4 separate regions of the Mus musculus genome follow, and all the other regions are linked to region 2. The links are chromatin loops, found by intact Hi-C in ENCODE. Cell type or tissue: heart. All regions are shown on one strand. Region 1 overlaps Anapc5 (anaphase-promoting complex subunit 5). Region 2 has its middle 13 kb from the start of Morn3. Region 3 overlaps Kdm2b (lysine (K)-specific demethylase 2B). Region 4 holds the start of Anapc5 (anaphase-promoting complex subunit 5).

The links. Peaks named below come from ENCODE experiments on the same cell type or tissue, not always from the same donor. Only the 100,000 strongest peaks of a DNase experiment are listed, where the experiment ranks them.
Region 1: a loop joins it to region 2, with 2.5 times the contacts of the local background. A loop is called at or near these places in 3 of 42 quality-filtered maps.
Region 3: it touches region 2 in a loop (7-fold over the local background); 29 of 42 quality-filtered maps call a loop at or near these places.
Region 4: it touches region 2 in a loop (2.2-fold over the local background); 3 of 42 quality-filtered maps call a loop at or near these places.

What each region holds. Positions count from the first base shown.
Region 1 is chr5:122,807,583-122,815,582 of GRCm38, forward strand. Anapc5 (anaphase-promoting complex subunit 5) reads right to left here. Exons shown (of 17, transcript NM_021505.3): 5 at 6,967-7,033. Among named protein-coding and RNA genes, the nearest start is that of Anapc5, 9.8 kb to the right of the region's middle. In heart, a CTCF peak has its summit at 4,280 (motif pointing right); a DNase peak (open chromatin) is centred at 4,299.
Region 2 is chr5:123,055,778-123,063,777 of GRCm38, forward strand. No RefSeq gene overlaps it. Among named protein-coding and RNA genes, the nearest start is that of Morn3, 13 kb to the left of the region's middle. In heart, CTCF peaks have their summits at 2,408 and 4,216 (motif pointing left); DNase peaks (open chromatin) are centred at 2,244, 3,216, 4,544 and 5,114; H3K4me3 peaks cover 2,333 bases; H3K27ac peaks cover 3,780 bases.
Region 3 is chr5:122,964,817-122,972,816 of GRCm38, forward strand. The region is part of intron 4 of Kdm2b (lysine (K)-specific demethylase 2B); the gene reads right to left. Among named protein-coding and RNA genes, the nearest start is that of Kdm2b, 20 kb to the right of the region's middle. In heart, a CTCF peak has its summit at 3,701 (motif pointing right); DNase peaks (open chromatin) are centred at 825 and 3,705.
Region 4 is chr5:122,819,267-122,827,266 of GRCm38, forward strand. Anapc5 (anaphase-promoting complex subunit 5) reads right to left here and starts at 2,076. Exons shown (of 17, transcript NM_021505.3): 1 at 1,714-2,076; 2 at 342-421. The coding sequence starts at 1,884. In heart, a CTCF peak has its summit at 4,844; a DNase peak (open chromatin) is centred at 2,085; H3K4me3 peaks cover 2,405 bases; H3K27ac peaks cover 1,373 bases.

The DNA of each region.
Region 1 (8,000 bases), 250 kb before region 2:
AAGCTCCTTCCAGACCCAGCAAACCCCGGCAGGCCCCAGTTTATAATTTATACTTCACTGTCTATCACTGAGGCTCAGCAAGGTCTCAAAGGCCACCCATGCTCCCTGTGAGTCCTCTGCACTCTCCCTTCCTACAGCACCTGATAGACTATACGTGAACTGTCACTTGAACACTCAACACTGTGAACTCTCCAGACTCATAATGTGTTCATCTCCTGTCCTGTCCTGCACATTGCTAGTTCACATGGATAGAATCAACAATTACACAGTACTTGTTGCTATGGTTTGGATGTTCAATGTCTCCCTAAGAGACCAGGTTGGTTCCTAAATTGGCAGCAATGAGAAGTGCTGGGGACGTTTAAGAGGTAGGACCTTAAATACACATGCACGCACACAATTATCAAAACCAACAAAACTAGATGAACTCAAGATGAGAAGAGACTCATAGTCACCACTCAGATCATGAAGGGCCCTTATGGGGAAAAAAAAGTTTAAAGTCACTGGGAAATCCTCAAAGGGTCTATAAAAAAGTAGGACAAGTGGTAGGAATGATGTTGCTGGGCTATACCCTCCAAGGTACCCCTCAGACCTGCACTTCCCACCCACATGCTGCATAGCTGAAGAAGGGACCACTTGTTTGAACATGAATTCCTACTATGATGTGTGACTCTCAGAGGCCCAACTCAATGAGGCCCAACTCAATGAGGCCATGCAATTTTGGACTTAAATATTAAAATCTGTGAGTCACAACAAACCCTTTTTTAGTTCACAGTAGTCCATGTTGCCTATTTTCTTGGGGTGATACAAAACTGAATAATATATAATGTAAAAAACTGGCTATAGTTTTTTGTGGTGTTTTGGGGTGAGGGAGAGGTTGAGACAGGGTTTCAGGGTTTCTCTGGCTGGCCTCAAACTCTGAGATCTGCTTCTGCACATATATATGCCCTCCCAAGCTGCGGTATTAGGAACATTGAATTAATGAGTGTTTTATATATTATATGTAATATTTATATACAAAAGAAATAAGATTATGAATAGTACATACATACATACACACACATATATATGGTTTTTAAATTTTATTTATGTATATGAATACATTATAGCTGTCTTCAGACACACCAGAAGAGGGCATAAGATCCCATTACAGATGGTTGATGGGAACTGAACTCAGGACCTTTAGAAGAGCACCGAGTGCTCTTAACTGCTGAGCCATCGCTCCAGCCCCCTTTATATTGATTTTTTTTTTAAAGATAGCTTTGCTATGTAGCCTTCCCTGGCTAGCCTGGAACTTACTACATAAACCATGCTGGTCTCAAGCTAAGAGATCTACCTCATCTGCCTGCCAAGTGGCAGGATGAAAGGCGTGTATAAACATACCCAGCCAAATTAAATCTTTATGCTTAACTAATTATAGACAATTCATTCTCTTTTTTAAGCCTTTTTCTTCTATTTTATTTATTTACTTATTTAATGTGTATGAGCACACTTTCGCTGTCTTCAAATACATCAGAAGAGGGCATCGGATCTCAATACAGTTGGTTGCAAGCCACCATGTGGTTGCTGGGAATTGAACTCAGGACCTCTGGAAGAGCAGCCAGTGCTCTTAAACACTGAACCATCTCTCCAGGCACACACACACACACACACACACACACACACACACACCAGTCCAATTTTTATATAGACAACTTTTCCTATAAGTACTTTTTCTTATTTTGGGAAACATGCTATGCAGCCCAGGCTAACCTCTAACTCATGATCTTCCTGTCTTGACATCAAGAATGTTGTGATCATAGGAAAGGAGCAGGAGTTTCCAATTCTTCTGCTTGCTCACTGTTTGTGTCTCTCTCTGACTTTCTGAGACAAAACAAGGTTTCTCTGTGTAGCCCTGGCTGTCCTGGAACTCACTCTGTAGACCAGGCTGGCCTCGAAGTCAGAAATCCGCCTGCCTCTGCCTCCTGAGTGATGGGAATGAAGGTGTGCACCACCTGCGCTTGGCCTTTCTTTCATTTGATTTTTTGAGATGGTTTCTCTATGTCCCCTGGCTGACCCCTATATATAGACCAAGCTGGCCTCAAACTCAGAGATTCCATTTTTTTCTTTCCACCTTCCATCTTAACTCATTTTTTTTAAAGATTTTTATTTATTTTATGTATGAGTGTGCTATCTGTATGTATACTTGCATGCAAGAAGAGAGCATCAGACCCTGGTATTAATGGTTGTGTACCACCATGTGACTGTTGAGTGTTGAACTCAGGACCTTTGGAAGAGCAGCCAGTGCTCTTAACCACTGAGCCATCTCTCCAACCCCGCTAACTCATTTTTTTTAAAAGACAGTCTTAGTATGTAACCCAGAAAAATTCCATTAATTTTTTTTCATTATAAAAAAGTACCAAAAATACCGGGCGTGGTGGCTCACGCCTTTAATCCCAGCACTTGGGAGGCAGAGGCAGGAGAACTTCTGAGTTTGAGACCAGCCTGGTCTACAAAGTGAGTTCCAGGACAGCCAGGACTATACAGAGAAACCCTGTCTCAAAGAAAACAAACAAACAAACAAACAAACAAACTAACAACAACAAAAAAAAAAAGATTATGAGGGGCTGGAAAAATGACCCAGCAGTTAAGAGCAACTGACTGCTCTTCCAGAGGTCCTGAGTTCAATTCCAGCAACCACAAAGTGGCTCACAACCATCTGTAACCCATTCGATTCCCTCTTCTGGTGTGTCTGAAGACAGCTGCAGGTGATGCACACCTTTAATCCCGGCACTTGGGAGGCAGAGGCAGGTGGATTTCTGAGTTCGAGGCTAGCCTGGTCTACAAAGTGAGTTCCAGGACAGCCGGGGCTACACAGAGAAACCCTGTCTCAAAAAACCAAAAAAAGAAAAAAAGAACTTATATACATAAAATAAATAAATCTTTTTTAAAAAAGAAAAAAAGAGAAAGAATATTATGAATATTTTTTTTTCTTGAAAGGAACTGGCCCCAGTCTTTCAATCCTCCTGCCTAGTCCTCCTATGCCCTGAGATAACAGTGCCACTAGACCTAGTATAATAGTAAGTGGTGTTAGGTAGTAAGGCATTTCATCCTAGTTGTTTTTCTGTATATGCATGTGATTACAGGGATGAAGTTGGGCATAAAGGCCTAATGTAATCTTAGCACTTGGGAGGCACTTCCAGGAGGATCAAGAGTTCCTGGGTCCAGCCTGGTCTACAGAGTGAGTTCCAGACAGCCAGGGCTACGCAGAGAAACCCTGCCTCGAAAAACAAACAAACAAACAAACAAAAAGAGTTCCTGGGTTACATATTGAGACTGTGTCTTTAAAAAATGAGTAAGAAGAGGGCTGGAGAGATGGCCCAGTGGTTAAGAGCACTGACTGCTCTTCCAGAGGACCATGTTTCAATTCCCAGTGCCCACAAGGCAGCTCACAACTGACAGACAGACATGCAGGCAAAACACCAATGTTCATAAATAAAAATAATAATAAAAAAGAACCCGGGCAATGGTGGTAAATACATTTAATCCCAGCAGCTGGGAGGCAGCGTCCAATGTATACTGGTCTACAGAGTGAGCTCCAGTCTGTTAATCAGAGAAACCCTGTCTCGAAAAATCAACAACAAAAAAACAAAACAAAACAGCAACACTAAAAGGAGCATGGCAGCACATACCTGTAATCACAGCACTCAGGCTGCAGAGGAATTCCTGTCAGTTTGAGGCCAGCTTGGTCTAAAGAATGTTCCAGGCCTGACAGACCTATACAGTAAGACCCTATCTTGGGGAATTGGGGGTGTTAAAAGGCTAGGGGGTAGCAGGAATGGTGTTCAGAGGTTAAGAGCATTGACAGCTTTTCTAGGAACCGGGTTCAATTTGCAACACTAATAAGTCAGCTCAGAAATATCCATAAATTTGAGTTCCGGAGTATCTGCCACCCTCTTCTGGCCTTTATAGGCACTGCATGCATGTAGTTCACATACATGAAGGCAAGACATTCACACACATACAATATTAATAATAACCTTATTTTTTTCTTTTCTTTAAAAAAACTTATTTAAGGCCGGGCATGGTGGTGCACACCTTTGATCCCAGCACTCGGGAGGCAGAGGCAGGCGGATTTCTGAGTTCGAGGCCAGCCTGGTCTACAAAGTGAGTTCCAGGACAGCCAGGGCTATAACGAGAAACCCTGTCTCGAAAAACCAAAAAAAAAAAAAAAAAAAAAAAAAAAAGCCTTATTTATTTTTCCTATGTATATGGGTATCTTGCTTACAGGTCTGTCTGTACACACATGTGCAGTGCCCACAGAGGCCAGAAGAGGGCACTGGACACCCAGGAGCTGGAGGAATAGTTCTGAGCCACTAATAATTGTTGTTGCCTTTACTCCTAACCACCAAGCAGTCTTTCCAGCCCAGCCCTTTCTTCTTTCCACATAATAACAGCCGACAAACTTAGTCTCATCATCAAACAGTCTTTGAAATAATTTCTAAAGCAACTGTTAACTCTCACTCACATTTACTGCGAACACTTCCCCCATGTTGTCGTTTGCCTTGTAATTAAGTTAGAGAATGTGATGATGACACACAAACTTCCTGCTGAAAAGCCAGGTATCTCCTGCATGACTTCTTCCTTTGTGTTCATAAAGGCTCCCCAACCCAGAGGCAGTTAAAATGTAATGCGAGTGCCTTCTAGCCTAATTATAGAGTAACCCATAGACTCTTAACTCTTGAACTCAGCTGCAGGGCAGCAGGGTGTGAGGAGAAGCAGGATGGCAGACACTTCCCCACACATAGCTAATACAGCCAGTAGTAAGTTATGAAACCTGGGCTCTGCATCTAAGGAAATCTGCATGTGGACTCTCTTGTTTGACTGAAAGTCACGGAGGGGCAATTCATTTAGACTAGGTTAATTTAGTTTTGAGACAAGGTTTCATATACAGCTCTGGCTAACCTGGAACTGCCTGCTTCTGCCTCTCCAGTGGTGAGATTGAAGGCAGACATTACCACATCCAGCTAAAATTCAAATATTACATCTTCTTTTTGAAAGAAGAAAATTACGTACAAAATGAAGAAAAATGAAACAAAAAATTTAAGTTCTATTTTATATTAAAATACCATAGGGAAAAATAGTTTTATGTTATTACAATAATAAAAACTTATGGCTTAAAGATGTAACACAGTATATCTGGAACAACACATACCAGGATCTATAACCTGAAATACATTAAAATAAAATGACTGGTTGGGGAGATGGTTAAGTGGTTAAGAACGACAGCTGTTCTTGCAGACCACACTTTGGTGCCCAACACCCACGGCAGGCAGCTCCCAACAACCACTTGTCTGTCACCCTAGCTCCAGGGGATCCAATGCTTGCTTCTGGCCTCTAAGGGCACTGCACTCATGCACATAACCACACACAAACACAAATGCACACATAATTAATTTTTTAATTAAAAAGAAAATGTAGGCACACCGGCAAATCAGCACAAAGGAAGACAAGATAAGAAAACTCTTGTGTTTAGGCTACACAGTGAAACAGCAGCCCTGCCCCAACAGATAAAATCTCATAGCTGGAAAGAGCATGCTGACTATTTTACAGAGTACAACATAACTGTGAAATCCTGAGAGTTACTATGGGCAACACTGTACAACACTTTCACTGGATGTGGTGGTTCAAGCTTATAATCCAAAGTCTTGAAGGGCAAAACAAGAGGACTGCTGAAAGTCTGAGGCCAGCCTGGGCTACAAAATGAAATCCAATCCCAAACAAACATAAAGTACATGGTAGGGTATGTGTCAGCTTGTGGGAGGCTGGTTCTCTTGTCCCACCATGCGAGACCCAGGACTGACTCAGGTCACCATGCTTAGCAACAGGTACCTTTACACACTGAGCCACCTTGTCTGCACCTGCACTCCTCTTTACATGTATGTTTGAAACCATCAAAAGGACAAGATGGTGGGTGTACAGCCCACTGTAATTACAGAACTAGAAAGGCAACGAGGGACCCCAGAGCAAGCTGGCTAGCTAGACTAGTCATGCTCTAGATTCAACTGAGAGAGGCTGCCTCAACGACTAAAGTGGAGAGCAATATGAGGGAGACACCCGACATCACACCAGGGCCTCTACATGCAGGTGCTTGCATGGAGACTCACCACAGACATACACATGGGGGCAAAGTTCATTGGGGACATAACTTGAGGATTGGTTCTAATGCTTTCTCTAATTTTGGATCCCAAAAAGCTGCGCTTCCAGAGCAGAGGGTCCCAGACCCTAGCTGGGTTTGATTGATAACAAAGAATTGCCATACAGCCAATGGCTAGCCAGAAAGATGGAGGTGGGACTTTTATATTGTGCGAGGGACTGGGAGAGAGAAGGGGGGGGGGGGAATTGCTATGATAGGGAAGGGGAAAAAAAAGAAACTTAAAGGCCCAACAACATGTAAGGATCCAGGAAAGTGACCCTGGAGGCAACTTCCAGGTTGGGTCTGAGGTAACAGAAATGAACTATAGATTTTAAAAGATATTAACACAGGAATACCAGAGGCGGGGTGTTTGTTAGCCATGGGGATGTTTAGAAATGCCCAGGCATTGAGCTAGTCAAGGCATATCAAAGTTAGCTTATGTGTGTGTGTGTCTCATCACGAACCCAGAGGGCTCCAGCGGGTGGCTGGAAGCATAACCAGTTGGGAGCCAAAGTGGTTTTAACTAAGAAATAAGTAAGTGCATAACTGCAAAAAGAAAGAAGCAAATCTGGACTGCTGGGGGATGGGCTGCTGGGCACACTCCACTCTGGAATGCATCTGCCTTAAAAGAATAAAATGACATGCAGGCAAGGACCCACAGCCATACCAGTGAAGAGGAAAGAGCAGCAGGCAGCAGAGTCTTGTAAGTAAACTTACACAGACATGACAGTACAGCACATCATAGGACTTATTACATGTAACAAAGCCCCTAATAAGCTAGATAATTAACATACCTGCTGAGAGAGAAAAAATTCCGCTTGTTTTTGGGACAGAGGACCACTGCAAGATACTTCCTCTTCTCTGGAAAATGAAAACATAAAAATAAAATAAAATAATAGTAAAGACTACACAGTAGTAAGAAGGGTAACTTTACAAATCATGTTCTCTAAAAGTTCAAGGCAGCTGGGCGTGGTGGTGCACGCCTTTAATCCCAGCACTCGGGAGGCAGAGGCAGGTGGATTTCTGAGTTCGAGGCCAGCCTGGTCTACAAAGTGAGCTCCAGGACAGCCAGAGCTATAAAGAGAAACCCTGTCTGGAAAAAAAAAAAAAAAAAAAAAAAAAAGTTCAAGGCAAATTATGGTAATACACCCCTATACTTCCACTACTCATAAGGCTGAGACAGAAAGACGGAAAGACGGAAAGTTCAAGGGCGGCCTAGACTTCATATTAAGAAGCTATTTAAAACAAAGGAGGCAATGAAAGCAGGGGTTCAAACCCACATCTGTAGGTCACATGAAAACAATCAATTATCTACTGACAAACAGTAGATAAACAACATGTGGCATGTACATGCAATATGCTATTCAGCCTTGTTAAAAAGGAAGTTCTCAGGCTGGAGAGACTGATCAGTGTTTAGAGCATGTGTTGCTCTTGCAGAAGGCCCGGGTTTGATTCCCAGCACCTACATGGCAGCTACATGATAGCCTTCTTCTGGCCTCTGCAGGCATCCTATACACCATGGATCAATCTTGACAACACTGTGCCACATACAGCCCTCTACCACAGCTCCTGCACTCCTGGCACTCTGTAGCCTGTATCGCAGTCTCAGTTTCATTAAGACGGGCTCTTGCTACATAGCCCTGGCTATCCTGGGATTCACTGCCTAGCCAAGGCAGACCAGGAACTCATAATCCTACTGCCTCCTTGATCATTTCCTAGTCCGTGCCCGGTGTTGGAATTATACATTTTACCAAACATGGCTTCTGCCCCATTTCTTTACCACAGTGACTCTCTTGAAAATTCTATATCGCTGGGCAATGGTGGCACA
Region 2 (8,000 bases):
CAGAAGAGGGCTTCAGATCTCGTTATGGATGGTTGTGAGCCACCATGTGGTTGCTGGGATTTGAACTCCTGACCTTCGGAAGAGCAGTCGGGTGCTCTTACCCACTGAGCCATCTCACCAGCCCAAAAATACACATATTTTAAAATTGAGTTTTAAACCACAATTATGAATATAAGTGTTATACCTTTCTTTCTTTCTCTCTCTCTCTCTCTCTCTCTCTCTCTCTCTCTCTCTCTCTTTCTTTCTTTCTTTTTTTCGAGACAGGGTCTTCTATGTAGTTCTGGCTGCCCTGAAACTCACTACGTAGATCAGGCTGGCCTCTAACCCACAGAACTCTACCTGCTTCTCTCTCCTGAGTACTGGGATTTAAGGCATGTAGCACCATACCCAGCTGCTACATGTTTTAAAATTTTTATTTTACTGTGTGCACACACTCATATACACATGGAGGTCAGAGGACAGTTTGTGAGAGTCTCTTCTCTCCTTTTCTGTGGGTTACAGGGATCGGCCTCATCATGAAGGCATTCACCTTTACCTGCTGAGCCATTTTGTCAGCCCAGTACAGACTTGAATAAAGAAAAATGTATTAAAGCACACAGGAGATGTTAATCCTGACCTAGTATACTCAATAGGACTTTAATAAATACATTAATGATAATAATAATAGTTATTACTATTATTGTGTATTAATAAATACATTAATGATAATAATAATAGTTATTACTATTATTGTGTATGGGTGGCATGTCTATGCACCTATGCATGCGTGGTGCTACTGGAGGCAAGGAGAGGGCATCAGATTTGCAGGAGTACTGATCCTTGTGATTTTACCATGTGTGAGTACTGGGAGTCAGACTGAAGGTTTCTGGGAAGAGCAGCTAGTACTATTAACCACTGGGCCATCTTTCCAGCCCTAAATACTTAATTTTAAGTATTACTTAATTTTAAAGATGTATTTATTTTTATTTAGATGAGTACACTACAGCTGGCTTCAGACATATCCCAGAAGAGGGCATTGGATCCCATTACAGATGGTTGTGAGCCACCTTGTGGTTGCTGGGATTTGAACTCAGGACCTCTGGAAGAGCAGTCAGTGCTCTTAACCACTGGGCCATCTCTCCAGCCCCCTAAGTACTCAATTTAAAAAAGCATTTTACACCAAGCATGGTGGTAAGTTTAGCACTTGGGAAAACAAGGCAGAAGTATAAATTCAAGGACACCCTGGCCTTCAGGGGAAACCCTACCTCAAAAGACAAAAAAAAAAAGAAAAAAGAAAAAAGAAAGAAAGAAAGAAAGAAAGAAAGAAAGAAAGAAAGCAAGCAAGCAAGCAACAACAACGACAACAACCACCACCCAAAAGCTGAGGAGACCGCTCAGTGGAGAGAGCTGTTACTGTATGGTTGTGGCACCTGTCAATAGTTAAATCTGATGGCTTATGGCTTAGGCAGGAAATAGGAGGTAGGACATCTGGGAGAGAGAAAGAATTCTGGGATAGAGCCAGGCACGAGGTCCACCTGGGAGGATGCATGGAACCTGAGCACAGGTAACCAGCCATGGGGCAGAATATAGATTAAAATTAGTGGGTTATCATAAGTTATGATTCTAGTCAGAGAAGAGCCTAGCTCTATGGCCAAGGTATTTGGAAATCTGTTTTGAGTCTGAGTCTTATTTCTGGGAACACGGGACCGGGAGGAAGAATCGACCCTTATATCTACAGCTCAGTGGTTAGAGCATTGGCTGCTCTTCCAGACAACCTGGGTTCTGTTCCCAGCACCCACATGGCAGGCAACAACCGTCTGTTACTCCAGTTCCAGGTGCTCTGACTCCCTCTTCTGGATTCCCCTGGCACAAGGAACACACCCCCAAAACAGTCATACACAAAAATATTAAACAAAACATTTTGTTGTATTTAGCCAACCACACTATGCGAACTTACATTTCTACCAAGAATCATAGTGAATTTTTAAATAACAATAAAATAAAATTATAAGTCAAAACCACAATCAGAACTAGATTCTAGCTCTTTAAAAGCGGGATTGTGGGGAACGGGGCTACAAACAGGATGGTGTGGCTGACGTCATGAATTTCGGGGGGCTTTAAATGCGCATGCGTTAGGCTCGCTTCACACACGCGATCTTCCTGCACGCAGTGCGCGTGCGCACGGCGAAGGAGCCCCGCCGGCTTAATTTTTTTTTAGGTGGGAGGAGCCAGTCGCGGGAGTTCTCGAGACCTACCTGCTCCCGCGGAATTACCCGTCCTAGCCCCTCTGCACATGCGCAATCACCAACACGCGTCTGGGAGGTCTCTGAAAGGCGGGCCCGAGGTTGCGCCTGCGCTCTGGGTACTCTTCGCGGAAGTGAGTGGGAGATGGGGGTGGGAATCGCGCTTCCACGCGGAACCGACGGAGGGCGAGCCTGAGTGTGCGGCTAGGGTTCGTGACTCCTCCAGTGCCGCCCTTCCTAGTCACGTGAAGACTGGACTGTGGACACAGAAATTATTTTTCTAATTTAAAGATTCTTACATAATTACCCATGTCTACGTGAAGGAACTGTTTTTTCTTTCAATTTTGTGTTTCTGGGACTAGTACAATGTATCAGTCCAGGCAGGCCTCGAACCCCAATCTTCTTCCTTCAGCTTCCCGAACGCCAGGATTCTCAGGCGGAAAAGTTTAGTTTTGGATTTATCCCTAATCATTTCTTAGCCTTTTTTTTTAAGAATGCTTGAAACATCACGAAGCATTTTAGGAATCATGCACGGTAGCTCGGGCTCAGAGGGAGGAGAATCACTCGGGAGTTCAAGATCCTCAGCTACACAGGGAGCTGAGAGGCCAGGGCTCAAAGCAGAACTCACTTCGGATGCCTCCGAGTGTTCGGAGAGATTACCAAGAATTATTAGTAAGTGGTTCTTGTCTGTTAGGCAGATTTATTGCATAAAGGCTAGCAAAGAAGTCTGCATAGAATTATGTGTGGCTTTTGTGTCCTGAAGGTGGTTGGTTCATTTGTTTCCATAAACAAGTATGGAAAGCGGATAGTGTTCAATATATGAAGACTGTTCTGATGGCTGGGGACACCAAGAAGCCTGTAGTTCAGCCCCAGTTCTTAAAGGGTTCTTGTGGGAAGGTCACGTGGTTCAGATGTAGAGGCAGTCTTGGAGGTAGCTGTGGGAGCACCTTGACATCTGCTGGGTGACGTCTGTGCACTTCAGAGACTGTCCAGTCAATACAGTCGTGCTGGACTTGGGGAGAGGAAGTCTAGATGCCAGAAGAGGAGATTAGGACCAAAGTGGAGGGTGAGAGACCATGTGTGTTCCTGAACATTGAGGGGTGGTAGGGAATGAGGCAGGAAGCGACTGTTAGACCAAAATCGCCTACTTCAAAAGGGAGAAGTTAGTAAAACTCTCTAAGGAAGATTATTTACGGGTTTACGATTTATTCATCCGTGTCTGTGTGCATGTGTAAGTTGCACCCATGTAGTGGTATGAGCGTGACATTCAGTACACAAGTCTACAGAGCTCTCTCTTTCCAACATGCAAGTCTCAGTGTTTGAACTCAGAGCCTTGGGCCTGGTGGCGGATCTCCTCTTACCCGCTGAGCCTCCTCTCCACCCCAACTCCCCAAGAAAGTCTTGAAATGGTACATTCTTGGGCCAGAATCTCTTGAGGCTGATGAGAGGTATGACTCCTAATCACTGTTCTAAAACGCTGGAAGGGTAGGGATTCTTGGACTCCCTGAAGAAGTTGCTCAGGTCCCGTCTCCCTCAGTTATATATGCCTTGAGGAAGAGGGGTTTATAAGAGTGTTAGGCCAAGAGAATAAACTTCAAGAATAGCACAGAAAAATAATTGAAAAGGAAGCTCTTAAATGTATCCAAAAAATCCACTTTGTAGTAGAATACGTGGGACAGACTGGTTTCATGGACTTGCTCACTTATATTTTGCCCTGGACCCTGACAAATTATGAAGTAGATATTGTTTTTTAATCTCCCAAAGGCTGCCTACATTATACTACTACAACCTTGAAGGATCTAGGGTTGTAAAATGTTGGGGGGACACAAAGATTCAGATCTTAATATAAGATAACTAAATGAAAGGCTGGAGAGATGGCTCAGCAGGTATAGGACTGTCTTGCAGAGGTCCTGGGTTTAGGTCCTAGCATCCACCTCCGGCCATTTACAGCTACCTGTAACTCCTGTTTCAAGGGATCTAGTGCCCTCTTCTGGTCTCCACTGGCATCTACAAGAGCCTGTCTCAAAAACAAGCAAGAGAAATAGAATTTCCCGTGCAGGAAGATTGTATTTCAGGTTGCTAGCAAAAGTGTGTTAAAGAGAAATGATCTACAACCCGGAGGCGGGGGGGGGAGGGGGGGGGCCAGGGAGAAGGAGAGAAAAAGAAAATAAACTTGTGTACATGCCACAACATTGCAGTGCAGCTGACCTGAGCAGCCACTGGACAGCTGCTATGCTTTGCCAGTTACTTTCATCGTGCTAAAAATACACAGATATCACTCCGACCTGGCGGGCCAGCTACAGGGATTAAGCAAAGGAGCGCGTGCGTGGAATGTATTGTAAACAGCTAGCGGCTGTTCACAGGAAGGTGTGTGGGAAATGTACTGGTGATGGTGTTTGCCCTGTTGTCAAACACAGGGGCCGGAGCTAAGAGGCCTGTGTTCCCTCAAGACTTCCAAGTGCTTTTCGTCTGGCAAGTGGTCCTTCTCCACTCTAGTGCAAATTAGTCCACCCGGCAGCTTTCAGGAAAATACACTTGGATGTTTTTAAAAACTGCTAGCCCAAATGTAACGGTGTTTTTGGAAGGTAATTAGAGCAGGAGGCTGGGATCCTCTAGGGAGTGTGAATTGCCATGAAAGACAGGTTAGTTTCAAAGGGTTGGAGACTGGAGAGAAGCCTGTCTCCAATTAGGAACCAGGTGAAAGGGACACTGTAGCACTTTCTTTAAATCCTTAATGAAACTAACCTACTGTGTCACTGATCTGGCTGGGGTGGGGGTGGGGGTAGGGATTGGCATGGAGAATGTCAGCTGTGGAAGAGTTCTGCTGTCCCGTGCAATGCAAACGGAAAATGAAAGCCTGGTGTGGTGGTGCATGCCTGAGATCCCAGCAAGATCCTGGCAGGCGGACTGGAGAGATGACGCAGCACATAACTGCATTTGCAGTGGACCCAAGGTTTGTTTCCAAACCCCAAATGAGGGTGTTCACAACTTCCTGGGACTTCAGCTCCAGGGAATCCAACACGCTCACATAAGGTACAGTCTCTTGTCACATAAATCAAAATAAACTTTAGAAAGTCTCCTGAGGAAAATGGTTGGGCTGTGTAGGGAGATCCGGATGGCTTAGTGGGGTAGGGGCACTTACACACAGCCTGATCCTCACACACTGTAACACTGTCAAGATTTTCCAGTGGGGCGTACATATATCAAATCATTCCATTTAATGACTGAGAAGCCAGAAGAGAGTGTTGGATCCCCTAGAGCTGCAGTTATAGGCAGCCGTTAACCTTCGGACTTGGGTTTGGGGAATTGAACTCTTTTTTTTTTTTTTTTTTTTTTTTTTTTTAAGATTTATTTACTCATTATATGTAAGTACACTGTAGCTGTCTTCAAACACTCCAGAAGAGGGCGTCAGATCTCATTACGGATGGTTGTGAGCCACCATGTGGTTGCTGGGATTTGAACTCTGGACCTTTGGAAGAGCAGTTGGGTGCTCTTACCCACTGAGCCATCTCACCAGCCCGGGTTTGGGGAACTGAACTCATGTCATTTCATGAGCAGCAAGTGCTTTGAAATACTGAGCCATCTCTGCATCCAGTAGCTATTTCCTCTTTCTGGTTATCATAAAAGATGCTTTTGGGGAGCCAGGCATGGTTGCGCATGCCTTTAATCCCAGCACTCGGGAGGCAGAGGCAGGCAGATTTCTGAGTTCGAGGCCAGCCTGGTCTACAAAGTGAGTGCCAGGACAGCCAGGGCTACAGAGAGAAACCCTGTCTCAACAAACAAACAAACAAACAAACAAACAAACAAACAAATGATGCTTTTGGGAGGCTAGAGAGATGGCTCAGAGGTTAAGAGCACTGACTGCTCTTCCAGAGGTCCTGAGTTCAAATCCCAGCAACCACATGGTGGATCACAACCATCTGTAATAGGATCTGAAGCCCTCTTTGCTATGTCTAAAGACAGTTAAAATGTACTCATATATACTCATATACATACATAAAATAAATAGATAAATCTTTTTTAAAAGGAGAGAGAGAGAGAGATGCTCTTGCCAGGCAGTGGTGGCTCATGCTTTCAGTCTCAGCACTCAGGAGTCAGAGGTGGGAGGATCTCTGAGTTCAAGGTTAGCATTGTCTACAGAGCAAGTTCCAGGACAGCCAGGATACCCTGCCTTCAAAAACAACGAACGAAAGATGCTTTTATAACACACACTAGTTTTCATAGGGATATGTGTTCTTTTTTCTTAGTAGCATACCTACAGCTAAAAGTGGAATGTATGTGCCCAATAAACTTGTCAAATTGTTTTCCAAAGTGGCTGTGCTATGTTCCCCATTGTGTTAGCGACATGTAAGATTTTTCATTTTTATGTGCCTTAAAATGTATTCTTTTATATGTATGAGTGTTTTACCTGTGCACTCCATGCATGCCTGGTGCCTGTTGTGAGTTCCTGTGTGGGTGCTGGGAATTGAACTTGGGTCCTTTAGGAAGAACCCCAGGGCCACGTTTCCAGCTCTCCTCAGTCTTTCACAGGTTGGTCCTGCCTTTCACTTTGCTTGTGGTTATGAACTTGCATCTCATTGCAGTTTGGTTTGTTTTTCCCAAATGGCTGTTGATGCTGAACTCAGAATGTGTTTGTGATTGTTTTGTTTTGTTTTACTGTAGCTGTCTTCAGACGCCCCAGAAGAGGGCATCAGATCTCATTAGAGATGGTTGTGAGCCACCATGTGGTTGCTGGGATTTGAACTCAGGACCTTCAGAAGACCAGTGAGTGCTCTTAAACGCTGAGCCATCTCTCCAGCCCTTGTTTTGTTTTAGATGGGGTCTCAGCATGTCCTTAACTCACAGAGATCCTCCTGCCTCTGGCTCCTGAGTGCTGGGATTAAAAGCCCAGCCAGAATGTATTTGTTAAATGCAGGAATAAATGTAGGGATTTACAAATTAAATAGCCATATTAAATTTTTAAAATTTGTATTTATTGCTGGGTATAGCAGTGCACACCTTTAATCCCAGCACTTGGGAGGTAGGGGCAGGCAGATAAGTTAAGGCCAGCCTGGTCTACAAAGTGAGTTTCAGGACAGTCAGGGCTACATAGATTTTTGTCTTGTTGTTGTTGTTGTTTTGTTTTTTTAACACAGGGTTTGGGTACCAAACCTTTGCTATCCTCATTGGCTCCAAGGGTATAAGGTACCAGCACACACACTTACACAGACATGTCCACATAAGTAAAAGTAAAATAAGTAGTTTTTTTTTTTTTTAAAGTCAGGTGTGGTGGCACACTTGGTAATCTTGGTGTAGACAGGTGGCGCTAGGAGGAATCCTGGGGCTTGGTGGCCAGCCAGGCTAATTGTGTCTGCAAGCTCCAGTTCAGTTAGAAATCCTGTCTCAAAAAATAAATTCAAGAGTGGGGGCTGGGGGCTGGTGAGATGGCTCGGTGGGTAAGAGCACCCAACTGCTCTTCTGAAGGTCTGAAGTTTGGATCCCAGCAACCACAACATGGTGGCTCACAACCATCCGTAATGAGATCTGACTCCCTCTTCTGGAGTGTCTGAAGACAACTACAGTGTACTTACATATAATAAAAATAAATAAATTAAAAAAAAAAAAGAGTGGGGGCTGGAGCGATGGCTCAGTGGTTAAGACCACTGACTGCTCTTCCAGAGGGCCTGAGTTCAAATCCCAGCAACCACATGGTGGCTCACAACCATCTGTAATGAGGTCAGATGCCCTCTTCTGGAGTGTCTGAAGACAGCTACAGTGTACTTACCTACAATAAATAAA
Region 3 (8,000 bases), 91 kb before region 2:
TGGGAGGTATCTATGCCCAACAATTGTGCCACGGAAGACAAGCTATAAAGTGACAAGCTAAGTGTGTGGTTTTTATCTGCAGATTCAAAAGAAATCCTGGTTAGGGCTGCTCGAGATCACTCCCTAGCCTGGAGAGGCAGCATTAGCTTGGTTTCTTTGAACTTCAATCCCAATCCTGCCAACACTTCTGCTCTGGAGTGTGAGGAAGTCACATGACTCAGGGTCACCTGGGGGTGATGCAGCCTCAGTACATACTGGACAGGTGATCCCAGAGCTAAGCAAGGTGGGACAAAAGGGAGCTGGGAGGGGCTGATAACGAGGTCCCAGCTCTCAGACTAAGGCGGAAAACGAACATTTAAAACTACACACGACACCTTGCTGTCTTGCTCTCACTATTCCATAACACGAATCTGGACAAAGGGGCCTGGTGTGTACACACACACACACACACACACACACACACACACACACACACAACAGCTACGGAATGAACAAGTATCAAATATGAGGTGGAACGCCAAGCCACCTGTGAATGTCGGCCCAACAGAAAAGAGCAAGTGCGCCCTGCTCAGCAAAGTCCAGCCTTCCGCCTCAGCAATGGACTCTGCGCCTCTCACAACACCCCAGAGAAAAAAGGAGCCCGCTCTGGACTGGGACAGAAGGCCTCCCGGTGTGTCTTGGATTCCCCTGCCAAAAGCAAACCTTTGGTCTTTCTTTACTCCTCTGTGAAATGGGAAAATGTGTGTCTCTAGAACGTCTGCCAGGGAGGAGGAAGTGACAGAGCCTTCAAGGGGGGAGAAAACAGACACGATGGAGACTGCCAAGTTCTTGGTGACTTATTAAGGAAGCTGGCATCTTCTGCGTGCTACACTCGCGATGAACATGAACCCGCCATCTGGTCTGAAAAGACCCGAGTTCCTCATTATCTCCGTGGCAAATACGCAGTAGATGGAGACTTTGACATACTCTACAAAAACCAGAGTTAAACCAATGTATTCATCATAACCCTAAAGGTTACAGCCTCACTCAGCTAGGTTAGCCCAGAAGAGCCTCTGAGCCAATGGCTCACCTAGCACACTGCCTACTTGTCTGTTGGGTTGTTTGTGGTTTTTTGAGGCAGTATCTCCTGTAGCTCAGTGTAAACTCAACAATGTAACTCAGGAGAACTCCATCTTCCTGTCTCCATCTCCCAAATGCTGAGGTCACAGCCAGAAACCAATTTTTTTCCTTTCTTTGGTTTTTTTTGGTTTTTGTGGTTGTTTTCAAGACAGGGTTTCTCTGTGTAGCCCTGGCTGTCCTGGGGTGTTGTAGACCAGGCTAGCCTCCAACTCAGAAATCACCTGCCTCTGTCTCCTAAGTGCTGGGATTAAAGGTGTGTGCCACCACGCCCGGCTTGTTTATTATTTTCATTTAAGTACACTGAAGCTGTCTTCGGACACACCAGGAGGGGGCATCAGATCTCATTACGAATGTTTGTGAACCATCATATGGTTGCTGGGATTTGAACTCAGGACCTTCGGAAGAGCAGTCAGTGCTCTTAACCACTGAGCCATCTCACCAGCCCCTCATTTCCTTTTTAAAAGATAGGTCTTGCTTTATAGACCAGAATGATCATGATCTTGAACTCAAGACTTCCTGCGTTACTCTCCTAGATCCTGGGGTGACACAGGCACCCCACCATGCCTGCTTCTGCAGCTTTCTGGACTTTGTTTATTCCTTTTTAAGAAGAGGATCGTCTTGAGAGAGAGAGAAAGAAAAAGAGAGAAAGAAAGAGAAAGAGAGAGAGAGAGATCCCTATCTAGCCCCAGAACTTACTATGAAGACCAGGCTGGCCTCAAAATGATGAGGCCAGGTGTGGTTGCACACATCTTTAATCCCAGCACAGAGGCAGGTAAATCTCAGTGAGTTCGAGGCCATCCAGAGCCACACAGTGAGACCCTGTCTTGAAAAAATCAAATGCTGGTGTGCATAACCATACCCAGCTCTTTAATTATTAACCTTTGACTTTCCCCTCTCCCTCTCCCTCTCCCTCTCCCTCTCCTCCCCTCCCCTCCTCTTCCCTCCCCTCTTCCCTCCCCTCTTCCCTCCCCCTCCCCTCTTCCCTCCCCTCTTCCCTCCCCCTCCTCTCCTCTCTTCTCTTCTCTTAGCCAGGGTCTCATCATGTGGCTCTGACTGCTTTTGAATTCACAGAGACTCACCTGTCTCTGCCTTTTGGCTAAGACTTGATTTTTTTATTATTTTAATTAAAAAGTTTCATATTGCCAGCTACACCCAGCACTCAGGAGGCAGAGGGAGACAGATCTGAGTTCGAGGCCAGCCTGGTCTACAGAGTGAGTTCCAGGACAGCCAGGGCTACACAGAGAAACCCTGTCTCTGGGGTGGAATAAAAGCTTCATATTTCTCTTGCTTTCTGTTGCTGTGTGTGCCTTCAACACTTTCAGATGGATTTTCTGTTCCGCAATAATGAAAGCACACTTGATCCTGTCACAGACACATCTAGCACACATGTATTTTGGCTTGGACAACTTCATAGGGACTTCAGGTCTCAAAGCACAAACTGCTCAAAGCCTACCTTCACATGCGCACCACTTGCAGATTTCAGCGTTTTCCTGACGTTCTGGGTATAAACGTAAACAATCCTTTTACAGGGGTTTGGGACACCCTCGTTTTGTTTGACGTTTGTGTTGCAGGAAACCATGCAATGATCGTATGTTGAACGACTGAGCATTCTGAGTGCCCATAAGCGCCATCCCTGGAGGAGCGCTATTTACATTCCCAAATACAGAGGTAGACATAAAAGAGCATCTCTCAATTGTGAACACGATTGAAACTTGAGTTCCCACATTCACACAGAAGCATGCTCGGCACCAAGCAGCAGGCAGCGGTTCTGAATCGCACACAAGCTATGGTGGCAGAGCTGAGCATCTGCAACCGAGAGCAAATCCCGCTCTCAAAGCATCAAATGTTTGCTCTCCGGTTCTTTCCGAGTAAAGTCTGCTGACCCCTGCACCAACAGGGCTCTGGATGGACCCGAGTGCCACTCAAGTTAACAGCTCATCACTTTCAACGTGCCAAGCTGTGCCTGGGTGGGCGCAGAACTGCCCTGTAACAGGCCAATGGCCCAATAATGGTGAAAGGGAGGGGGGATCTCTCACATAGAAGAAACCGAGTTAGAAAAAATGAACTCCTCAAACACACAGAAGAACTCAAGAGTTCTTATATCTCTTGGATTCGGGGTCTGGTACTCACAGCCATGAAAAGAAGGACTGACTGCTTTACAAACGAGCAAAGCACGGCCACGCGTGGTGTGCTGACTCCATTCCCAGGAACGCGCTCTTTCTCCCAATTACAGCCAAAGCCAAGCACCTCAGCAAAGGCCTGTCCCCTCCACGGGCACGCCCATCATCTCTGCTCTATGAGTCGGAAATCCAATTACTGTTGGACGCATAAGAGACCGGACACTTGGACAACTAACTTGCCCGAGCATGCGCAGTCAGTACACAGAGCTGGAATTTGAAGCTAATTCAAGGCTACACCTGGGCTCAGGCTCTAAATGCCACCTCTGCCACTGCCTATTTTTATCACATGCTAAGGGTGAAAAGATGACCCTTGACGCCAGTGATTCCAGTTTCCTGCAGCTAGGTGCAGCCCTCAAGATGACAGGAAGCGGACCCAAGAGAAAGCCGCTTTGTGCCTGCACTGGGAAGGTGCATATCCACCAGGGGGCATCCCTGGTCTTTGCTGAAGATTCAGGCCACATTTGACACAATGCGAGTCAAAGAGGCTGGAACAGGTCAGCCTCCCTCAAGTTCCCTAAGAGTTCCACAGGGCAGAGAACCTGTTACTAAGCATCCACAAATCCTCTTCAGCTTCCTATTATGTCCAGCCCTGTACCTTAGCTTTGTTCAGGATCCAGCTGATGGGTTTCTCCCTAAGAGGAGGGGTACACAGTATCAGCATCAGAGCCCCAGAGGCTGCTGCACTTCAGCTGTACAGGCCAATCTTAGACTCTACATGTGTTAAGGAGCTCAAACATCCATGTAGGCAAGACAGTCATATGCATGAAATAAACAAACAAACAAAAATATAAAATAAAATACAGGGCTACAAAGAGAGACCCAGCCTCAAAGACAAAAACTGGGTGTGGTATTATATGCCATTATATCCAAGCACTTGGAAGGAAGAGGCAGTCAGGGCTACATAGAGAAACCGTATGTCAATAAAAAAAACCAAACAAACAAAGAAAATATGCTATATGCAATACTCTAAAAATTATTAAAATCTTTCTTACTCTAAACTACACAGAGGATGGGACAATATTAATCCCAATGTTTGGGAGCCAGAGACAGGTAGATCTCTGAGTTTGAAGCCAGCCTGCTCTATATAGGGAGTTCCAAGACAGCTATATAAGGCACACCCCAGAATGCACCTTGGATGCCTCTGGACACCTGGGACAATGCCAAGAGCCCTAGTTAAGGTTATGGTCCCATAGGCACCACAAACCCTATTCCTGGGTCCAGCTCCTGCCAGGGAAAGACATAGACTTAACTTTACTTCTTCAAAGAGTACACGAGTCAGATCTATAGATAAAAAGCAAGCAGCCTGGGGTTGAGTGGGCCAAGGAAGGACAGACTCAGCATTAGGACTACATTCCTGGGATTTCCCTTGGAAAACCACTGAGTGGGGTCGCGCATGCAGGACCTCTCTCAGGGCTGGCATACTGCATCACTACATACCACATACGCCATTACTCAGCTCATTTCCCATCAGTGTGACTGGGGTAAGTTGGATTGGAGGGATAAAGAGAGGCTTGAGGGGCCACTGGGGACAGGGCAACCTGTCAGTCAGCCGGAGCTGGCTGGCTGCACACCTGTAACCCCAGCACTCGAGAGGATAAAGAGTTTGAGGCCATCAGGTGCTACACAGTGAGATCCTGTCTCAAAAAATAATAATTTTTTTTTTTTCCTTTTCCCAGGCTGACACAAGTGCAAAAGAGCTGAGTCTCTGAGGAAGGGTCTTAGCATCAGAAAGGACAGTGTCCAAAGAGACAGAAAAGGCAACTGAGTCACAGTTAGAACCAGGTGACAAGGACAGGCTGCCCCTGGAACCCAAGCAAGGTACATCTATGTTATAAACCTGACCTTAGGTTCCCAAGTCAAAGGGCTACAGGGGAATTTTTTAACCCAGAACAAAGCCTGAAGTTCATAAGTGGCCCCATTCCTCTGCTCTCTCCCATCTCTCTGGGCCTCATGGGCTAGCTGGGCTCACACATGGCAGACAAACCCAACCGACTGCAGCTGCAGAAATCAATCCATAGCCCTGTGGCCCCTGGTCTGAATGAAGGCTCCTCAGTCAGTACCAAGAGCCCTGAGCTCATAGCCAGAAGGAGGCTGCTCAAAGTCACACTGAAGCTAACAGGAAGCACATATAGGAACTGACCCCAAACTCTCATGAGCACTACCCTTTAGAAGCAACGCAGATATGTTCCACATGACAGCTCCGACATACTATTAATCACCAGGAGGCTTCAGAGCTGGTTTTTATGCTGCTTCCAACGTACCCACTCATGCAGCTCACGTGAGTAACATTTATCAAATGAGACATTAAGTAGGGGTTCATACCCTCCTCTGCTCCAGTTTCCACCAAGTGAGGCCTCAGGTAAACCTCTTTGGGCCTCAGGTTTCTCATCTATCTGTAAAATGGGAATACTAGGACCACCCTCTTGCCCTGATAGAATTATCAAAAGCACTTGGTAAAAGCCCAATAGTGGGGCTCCCAGAAAGACCCTGCTCCAAACTGAAGAGTGTAGGAAATGAGTCCAGGGCAATACTGTGTGACTCGGGACAGGTCTCCGTAGATCTAGTCATCTGTAAAGTAAGGTAAATCCAAAATCTTCTGTGCACTCATCCTGAAACCTCTGCAAATGTTCTCCAGGACTGTCCCCCTGCCTCAAGATCCTTGCCTTTCTGGACACCATGCCAAAGACATAATTCCAAGGCAGGCCAGGCAGCTCAATGGATAAAGGCATTTCCCGTCAAACCAGACAATCCGAGTTTGATCCTTGGAATGAATCCACCACATAAGAGAGAGAATTTTGCTCTGACCTCCATATATCCAAACGCATACACACAAACATATAAAATTTAAAAGGTTAAAAAGAAAAGACACAAACCAGACAGACAAACCCAATCTAAATGCAACCAGTCAAGGAAATCAGAGAAAGCAACAAGGAAGTTTTCTAGATGACGGCTGGGAGCCAGCAACAACACTTGTGCAGAGGTTATAAAAACAGACCATAGGAGAGCAATCTCTGCACTTCAGAAACCGGGGCAGGAGGACCACCACAAATTCAAGGCTATCCTGGGCTTAAAGGGTAAAAATTGAAACAAAAACCCTCTGTGTTCAGGAAGGTTCGAGCACAGTCTTGGGCCTTTTACTTGTTGGCTGCTTGGTCAGGAACAAACTACTCTGAAGCCTCGGGTGTTTTCTCACATGGTTGCACTAGGGTTTGCATACACTCACTAACATTCTTGGCACCTAGATACAGCCAGACCTGAGCCTGGGTTTTGGCATCTATAAAACAGACATGAGGAGAGGTATACAGGTCAGGGGTAGACGACTTTCCCAGCAAGTTTAAGGCACTGGGTTCAGTTCCTAAAACCAGGAAAAAGAAAAGATAGGAGAGGCCCTACACACATAATAGCATCCCTCTGTCAGTGGTAGATAAGGCTATGGCTATTAAAGATAGTCTGAAACTTGACAGTGACTAGACTTAAGACTTTTTTTTACTTGATGGCAGTGCAAAAGAAAAACACATTAAAAAAAAAAAAAAAACATACTTTGTATTCTAAGTTTTGATCTGTTCCCAGGCAATCTGATACTTCTGGAAGGCAGCAACAGCCAGCCCAGGCTCCCACTCAGCCCTGTGATCACGAAGCTGAAGGGCTGGTACCCTACAGCGTGCCGTTGCTAGGCAGTGATGTTCGCAGTGATGTTCAGGAGCATTGATACAGTAAAAGCACTGTGGACTCTTATATTCCGTTTACAGTGCTTTTATCGCTACCTAAACACTTGTGTTTATTATTTAAGGGGCAACCCCTACAGGACAGTAATTCATAGTGGGAAGAAACATTAGGAGAGTGTGTGTAGTTTCCCTTGAATTTGACAACCATTAGGGATTTAACTTCATAGCAAATCTGTGAGATGGGTGAAGAAAAGATACTGGGGAAAGAATCCGAAATCCCAATTTTTCTTGGGATCACAATTCTTAATGCTCCTGCCTTCGTGCCCTCCCTGGCCTGCATTTCTGTCCTGGACAGTTGGGACTCCCCACACTACTTGTCCTTATCTTAACTTCTGTCCTGTGCTCAAATTTAATAGAGCTAGAACCAAACATTGTCTACACCCACACCCGAGTCACTTTTCCTCTGGAATGGAACAAAAGCCTTGTCTTCTAAGCGCTGAAATCAAAGCCCGAATCCGAAGCAGATGGCCATAGACCATCTGAGCAACTCGACGGGCAGAGCGCCAGTCCTCGGTGCTCATTTACAAACTGTGGAAGTGGGACCAGGACAAGGCTAAAGAACCTTTTAAAACTGGAAAAGATGCTGCTGGCAGTGAATCCTATGCATGGTATCAAATGATCTCGGGTTCAATCCCCAGCATGTCAGATAATAAAATAATTAACAAACAAATAAAAGTCTGTATTAAAAAATTCTTATCGTGTTTAATATGTGTGTGTACACTCGTATGTGTGTTTGTACCTGCCTCTGTCTGTGTGTGTGCGCGTGCGCGCGCGCGCGTGCACACATGTGTCTATGCCAAGTGGGTCCTGGGGATTGAACTCAGGTCATTAGGCTTGGCAATAATTGCCTTTACCCACTAAACCATCTTCCCAGACCCAAAGTCTACAATTTTAAACAAAGCTTTGGAAGGTCTAACCCAAGCACGATGTACAAGTTCACAATTCCAGCAATCAAGAGACGAAAGGCAAGAAGAGG
Region 4 (8,000 bases), 240 kb before region 2:
CTTCTAATGCAATCCATTAAAAAAACATCTAAATAAAAGCTCTTAGAACAACCCCTCTAATAATCATAACTTTGGTTCCCCCATGTATCCCAGCTAACTTCCGAACTGCTTTGTAGCCCAGGAGGACTTTGAACTTCTGTTCTTCCTGCCTCTAGCCCCCAAAGGCATGGGTTACAGCTGTGGACCACTATGTCTAGTTTAAAGTGCTGGGCATGGAACCCAGGCCTTGTGCACAAGAGGCAAGCACGTTACCAACAGAGCCACGCCCCTATCATCTTAGACTTAACTGCTCCCCACTCCTTGGTAATCTTCACCCAGCCCTTTGCAGAGAGAAAGTTCACCTGATCTGCACTGAATTTGCCAGCTGAGGACACGATTCTTCAATTAGCTTGTACAGCTTTGACAGTGTAATATCTGGGCCCTGTGTAAAGGAGAAAATAAGGTTAGAGATAACGGGCAAAGAGCTTCGGACTGAGAAACGACTGAAAAGAGTCATTTATCAATCATTCCAAACGAGACACATGGAATCAGGATTTTCCTGACTATGCAAAATACGAAGACATACTTCACATTTGTAGATTGGTTTTAGTCAATGGAATAATCTATTAAAAAAAAAAGGAGAAAGAAAAATGAACAGGATTTATAGGATAAGGCTCTCTTTCCTTTGTTACTCTTAACAGGCAACGCTGAGCCCGTCTCCATCAGTTAAATGGACTTAATAATCACTATCTCCTTTGTCTGTGGAAAAGTTAAGTGGGAGACTGTGAAAGGCTTTGCACACCGGGAAGCACTATACAAAGGTGGGTGCTCTAGTTCTCCTGAGTATAAACACATTTCATCGTTTTCTGAACTGGGGAAGGAAGGCTAACCCAGAAGCAGAGCCTTCTCTAGACAAGGTTTAAAATTACTCACTGGGGCCATTTTTAGAAAGTCAGTGTTTACACCACTCTAGATGTAGGTAACCCAACTCGACTTCTTGGGAAATTGTATTTGACATATACTATTTTAAGATTGCCTGTATGGCTGGGTATACAGCTCTAATCTCAGCACTCAGGAGACAAAGGCAGGGGGATCTCTTGAGTTGGAGGCCACCCTGGTCTACAGAGCGAGTTCCAAGACATCCAGGGCAACACAAAGAAACCCTGTCTTGAAAAACAAACCACGGGTTGGTGAGATGGCTCAGCGGTTAAGAGCACTGACTGCTCTTCTGAAGGTCCTGAGTTCAAATCCCAGCAACCACATGGTGACTCACAACCATCTGTAATGAAATCTGACCCCCTCTTCTGGGGTGTCTGAAGACAACTACAGTGTACTTACATATAATAAATAAACAAGTTAGAAAAAAAGAAAAACAAACCACTACAAAGTGAGTTCCAGGACAGAGAAACCCTGTCTCGAAAAACCAAAAAAAACCCAAAAACAAACAAAAAAAGACAAACAAACCAAACTAAAAGAACCTATATGTTAAAACAAAAACAAAAAAAAAAACCCTCAAAACTTATCATTTATAGGAAAAGAGTTAAACCATGCCGGTTAGCTTAGGATGAAATATCATGCAGTTGCTAGTGTTCTTTTTCAGTGACAAGATGAAGCCCCGCCCCCAGGGCCCCTCCCCCGGGGCTGGACCTTCCCTGCCCTCCAGCTCAGGGCGGGGCCCACGCGAAGCGCGCGCGCGCGTGCGGTAATGGGCGGGAAAGAGCGGGCGCCCCTCACCTGCAGCAGGGGCAGGAGCAGCTGGTTGAGCTTCCGCCGCTCCACGAGGCTGACGGCGCCCTCGCCCGTGCGGCCCATCTCGTTGAGCAGCACCAGGACGGCGATCTTATAGGGCGTCACCCAGTCCTTGATGCCAAACAAGTTGGCGTGCACTACCCCGTTGGTCATCATCGGGCTGAAGTCCTGGCTCTTCGTGGACGCCGGCAAGGACAGGCCCTCTCCAGGCCTGCCACGCGCCGCGCCCACGAGCCGCCTTTACGCCATGGCTGCAGCCGCCCGGCACCTTAACCCGCCCAAGACTGTTTCCCACAGTAGCGGGGGCCTCAGTGTCCCTCTCCCACCCCGGCGGTGCCTTCGACCAATCAAAGACCAGAAGGAAGACTGACAGCCAATCAAAACAGCCAAACCTGTAGTGAGCGGGGGTAGGGGAGGGGGTGGGACATAAATGGTGTTATGGCAAATCGGTTCCCTACAGAAACGCTCAACCAAGGCGACCAGGTTCCTAGTCGACGTGGACAGGGATCTGGGAGGAAGACGCAGGGATTTTGATCAGAGACAGCGTGAACTACAGGCCACGCGTGTATTTATTTAATTTGATCTTCCTTCTCGCCCCCATTTAATTGCATCTTTGCCTCTAGCGGTACACGAAATTGAACAAGACACCTCGCCTGTATATGTGTATACCAGGGAAGCTCTCTTAACAAAGACCTTCAGCTGAAGCGATGCTCCTCCCCTTTTGGAGAAAAAAAAAAAAAAACTTACTAAGTAGCATAAACTGGCCTTGAACTCGCGACAATAGCTGAGATGATTTGAATGATCTACCCTGCCCAAAAGACATTTTTAAATCATTGTATTTAAAAGCAATGGGATTAAATTGGCATGTTTAAATTATATTTGCATACTAGATGTGATAGCTCCCTGCCTCTTACTCCAGCAACCTGGAGGCACAGGCAGTGGCAAGCACATCTCCATAAATTCGAGGCCAACCTGGTCTATAAAGCCAGTTCCAGGCCAGCTAGGTCTGCATAGTTAAGAAGACCCTGCCTCAAAAAACTTTTTTTTCGCTAGGCAATGATGGCACACGACTTTAATCCCAGAACGTGGGAGGCAGAGACAGACAGATTTCTTTTCTGAGTTCAAGGCCAGCTTGGTCTACAGAGTGAGTTCCAGGACAGCCAGGGCTACACAGAGAAACCCTGTCTAGAAAAACAAAAACAAAAAGCATTTTTTTCACTCATATTAAATTTTTTTGATACAAGGTGTCACCATGCAGCCCTTTGTAGAACCTGCCTCTGCCTCCCTACTAGCAGTAGGGAGCCACCATGCCTGTCCTTATTCTCCTTTTGTAAGGACAAGAGCCCATGTTTTTCTTCAACATCTCACAAATGCCATTTGTAGGCAGCTACGTGTCAGTTTGCAAGTGCGATACCCATAGTGAAACAAAAGGTAAGACCACCTTCTTGTGAATGGATATCTGTATCCCACCTAAGTCACTACAAAGTCCAACATCAGGTAAATGAAGCTCTTAAAACCAACCCCCGGTCTACAGTATTTTCAGTCTGACTTTTCACAATGCCCCTTCTACTTATCTGTATTTCTCAAGACACTTAGTTCTCTAGAGCTTAAAGTATTATTATCAGGGCTGAAGAAACAGCCCGGTTGTTAAGAGCACTAGAGCACTTGCTGTTCTTGCAGAGAAATTGGGTTTGGTTCCCAGAACCCACATGGTCCATCAGTATCTTCTGGCTTCTGCGGGCACCAGACAGCCATGTGGTACAGAGATATATATGCAGGCAAAGTACTCGTACAAATAAAATAAAAATAAATAAGTATTTTAAAATAAAAATATTATCAGTGATTAGTCATTCTCAGTAGTTTTCATAGCTCTTTATTTTTTAAAGTTTTTTAAAAGATTTATTTATTTATGTATGTATATGAGTACACTGTAGCTGTACAGATAGTTGTGAGCCATCATGTGGTTGCTGGGAATTGAGCTCAGGACCTCTGCTTGCTCTGGCCCTGCTCACTCTGGCCCCAAGATTTATTTATTGTTATATGTAAGTACATTGTAGCTGTCTTCAGACACACCAGAAGAGGGTGTTAGATCTCATTACGGATGGTTGTGAGCCACCATGTGGTTGCTGAGAATTGAACTCAGGACCTTCAGAAGAGTAGTCAGTGCTCTTAATCTCTCCAGCCCCCGTTTTCATAGCTCTTGAAACAAAAAAAGATATGTACTATTCAACTTCTGCTGCATACAAACACAAATTGGGCCTGTTTTCTTCTGTCAGTCCTGTTTGTTTAATAAGTGATATTTGTCCTAAGAGATTACTCAGTGGCTAAGCTGCTTTTCCAGAGAACCAGAGTTTGTGCCGCAGCACCTACATCAGAGACCACGTAACTATTTATGTAGGGGTGGGGGGGCTTGTTGGGTTGTTTGAGTTGTTTTTTATTTTTTTCAAGATAAGGTTTTCCAGCCAGGCGTGGTGCCGCACGCCTTTAATCCCAGCACTCAAGAGGCAGAGGCAGGTGGATTTCTGAGTTCAAGGCCAGCCTGATCTACAAAGTGAGTTCCAGGACAGCCAGGACTATACAGAGAAACCCTGTCTCAAAAAAAAAAAAAAAAAAAAAAAAAGATAAGGTTTTCCTGTGTGTATATGCTCCGTCCAGGGAGTGGCACTATTAACTATTAGGTGTGGCCCTGTTCAAATAGGTGTGGCCTTTTTGGAGTAGGTGTGGCACTGTGGGTGGGTGTGGGCTTTAAGACCCTCATCCTAGCTGCCTGGAAGTCAGTATTCTGCTAGCAGCCTTCAGATGAAGATGTAGAACTCCCAGCTCCTCCTGCACTGTGTGCACCGTAGATGCTGCCATGCTCCCACCTTGATGATAATGGACTGGACCTCTGAACCTGTAAGCAGCCCCAATTAAGTGTTGTTCTTTTTATAAGAGTTGCCTTGGTCATGGTGTCTATTCACAGCAGTAAAGACATTCTGTGTAGCTCTAGCTGTCCTAGAACTTGCTCTATAGACCTAGCTCGTTTTGCCTCTGCCTCCCAAGGTCTGGGATTGAAGGTGTGTTCTACCATTGCCAAACTTTTCCAATTATCTTTAACCCAGCTCTGGGAGCTCTGACTCCTCCTGGTCTCCTCTGGTACTGCACATACATGCACATACCTCTACATAAGCAACCATACATGCAAATGATTAAAAAAAATTAGGTCTGGAGAGATGACTTAACAGTAAAGAGCACTTACTGCTCTTGCAGAGGACACAGGTTCAATCCCCCCATCCACAAGGTGGCTCACAAACATTTGTAACTCTAGTTCCAGGGACTCCAAAGCCCTCTTCTGCTCTCAGGTACTGGGCTTGCTCAGGGTGTGTGTGTGTGTGTGTGTGTGTGTATACATGCTAGCAAAAATAATACCTCATGTACATAAAATTTTTAAAAATGAATCCTAAAAAGAAAGAAAGAAAGAAAGAAAGAAAGAAAGAAAGAAAGAAAGGACTGAAAACTAGTAGGCTTTGAAGTTATTTTGCACGGCAGGCAGATGCCTGATTTACATTATCTGAGAACACTGAACACCTGGAGCACAACCACACCAGCTTTTCCTCTGAGTCATCAGAGAGTTGCTCTTCAATGTGACATCTGCAGCTCCCGTTACAGATGGGAGAGCCAGCAGAGCGGTCTCAGAGAACTGGTTTACCTGCTGCTAGTCAAACCCAAACCTTCCCGAAGGGGCAGACCCCAATCACAGTACTTGTGAAAATCCTGCTGGGGCTGGGCTGGAGAGATCGCTCAGTGGTCCCAGCAACCATGTGATAGCTCACAACTATCTGGAATGGGATCTGACGCCCTCTTCTGGTGTGTCTGAAGACAGCGATAGTGTACTCATATATATCAAATAATTCTTTGAAAAAAAAATTGAAGACTTTTCTGTGGAGAGGGCTGAGTTTTTTGAGACAGGATCTTGCAACTTAGCTTGGTTAATCTAAACCTAACATTAGGCCACTCTGGCTTTGATTTTATGGCTATTCTCCTGCCTCAACCTCCCAACCACCAAGATCATCACAGTGTGTACTGCCACACATCTAGCTTTTTTTTTTTTTTTTTGAGACCTCTTGCTTCTACTTTCCAGCTTGTTGCCACTGGACCTGAAGACAAATCATCTTTCTACTCCATAAAACCGACCTTGCCTTGCCCCACTTAAAATCCTTTGGGGGAGGAGGGCAGGGCCAAAACAACGATTTGAAAAAAATGGAGGCATGGGGAAGGGGCCTCCATTGTGCACTGCCCATGAGTGCAAACAGACATCTCATCAGGTAAAGGACCGGAAACATCAACCCTGCCGACATTAGTTCCGGGCTCAGGACTCACAGGGTGCAAGGGGAAAAAGGATCCCCTCAAGCTGTCCTCTGTCCTCCATACCCGGGTTGTGGCATGTGCACACACATACACAGATAGGTAGACAGACAGACGGACGGACAGATATAATAAGAATGTATTTTAAAAGAGGCTGGGGGTGCGGTTCTATGAGAGAGCACTTGTGGAGCGCACTAGGAACCCTGAATCCCATTTCCAGGCCCTTCCCAAATCACGCGCTCCCTGCTGCACCCAGACAATAATCGGTGACGGTCCAAAAGAAGCTCTGGGATTCTCATCTATTTGAAAGTCAGCCCATTGAGTAGCACACAAAATGCCAGTTTCATCCAGAACTGAATCATAGTTCAAGTTGTTCCTAACGATCTGTCTATAGTATCCTGGTAGCTAAAGAAATGGGAAAATGTAACGTTTCCAACATTCACATCCAATACACACTGCAGCTAGATCTCAATTATCCTATTGGGCCTACATTTCCAGGGCTCATAGTGTATGCAGAGAAAAGCAAGTCAACTTCCCCCTCAGGCCAGAGAGGCACTGGGAGGATGAAGAAGATAATGAAAAGGACTCAGCCCCTTTCTAAAGATCACAGCCAGCACATTCATTAGAGCCCTAATTACCTGTGCTGCTAAGTGACTCACAGAGAGAATCCGCTCAGACCCTGCCTCTCCCTGCTAGCAGTTTACTGCCCAGACAGACAGGCTGACGCTCACACTCATTTACAGACAAGCCAGACACACACAAAGCAACAGGACCATTAACTCAGCTGATGTTCAAACAAGGTGACCATTTGGGATGGAGACCTTTGGATGGCCGAGATAAGAACAGTTGCCATGAACACGCTTCCAGACTAAGAGAAACAGACTGGACACAAGGATTCTCCACTATTGGCTTTCATTTACAATCACCAAAGATGATATACAAGCCTCAATCAAAATCTTTCTAAAAATTGCCAACCTTTTATCTAGACTCATTTGGAATTCCTTCTATCTTCTAGGGTTGTGTACCCCCTGTGTGTGAGGGAAGGGGTACTCATCAAATCCACTGTCCCCCTGCCTCCACTCCTAAAGCCTGGGATTTTGGGAATAAAGGCCCTAAATGGAGGGTCACGGTGATTGAAACAACTGGGGTTGGAGAGATAGCTCGGCAGTTAAGAGCACTGGATGCCTCCCAGTTACCCATATGGTCGGTGGCTTACAATCATGTAACACCAGTTCCAAGGGATCTGACACCTTCCTTTAGCCTCCATGGCACCAGGCAAACACATGGTTCATAGACAAATATTCAAGCAAACACATTCATAAACACAAATATTTATTTAGTTATTTACTTTGTGTGTTTGCTTGCTTGGAGACAGGGTTTCTCTGTGTAGCCCTGGCTGTCCTGGAACTCACTTTGTAGACCAGGCTGGCCTCGAACTCAAAAATCCTCCTGCCTCTGCCTCCCAACTGCTGGGATTAAAGGCATGCACCCCCAGCTGACTAAAATAAATATATTTTTTTAAAGACATGTCTTTATAAGTATTATATATGTAAGTACTCTTCAGACACCCCAGAAGAGGGCATCAGATCTCATTACGGATAGTTGTGAGCCACCATGTGGTTAATGGGAATTGAACTCATGTCCTCTAGGAAGAGCAGTCGGTGCTCTTAACCTCTGAGTCGTCTCTCCAGCCCCCATAAATATATTTTTTACACTTGATCTTAGCCAAAAGGCCGAGAAGAGATTATATTTTTTAAAAAATAATAATTGTAAGCCAGGCGGTGGTGGCAACCGCCTTTAATCCCAGCACTTGGGAGGCAGAGGCAAGTGGATCTCTAAATTCAAGGCCAGCCTGATGTACAGAGTGAGTTCCAGGACAGCCAGGGCTACACAGAGAAATCCTGTCTAGAAAAAAAAAAACAAAAATT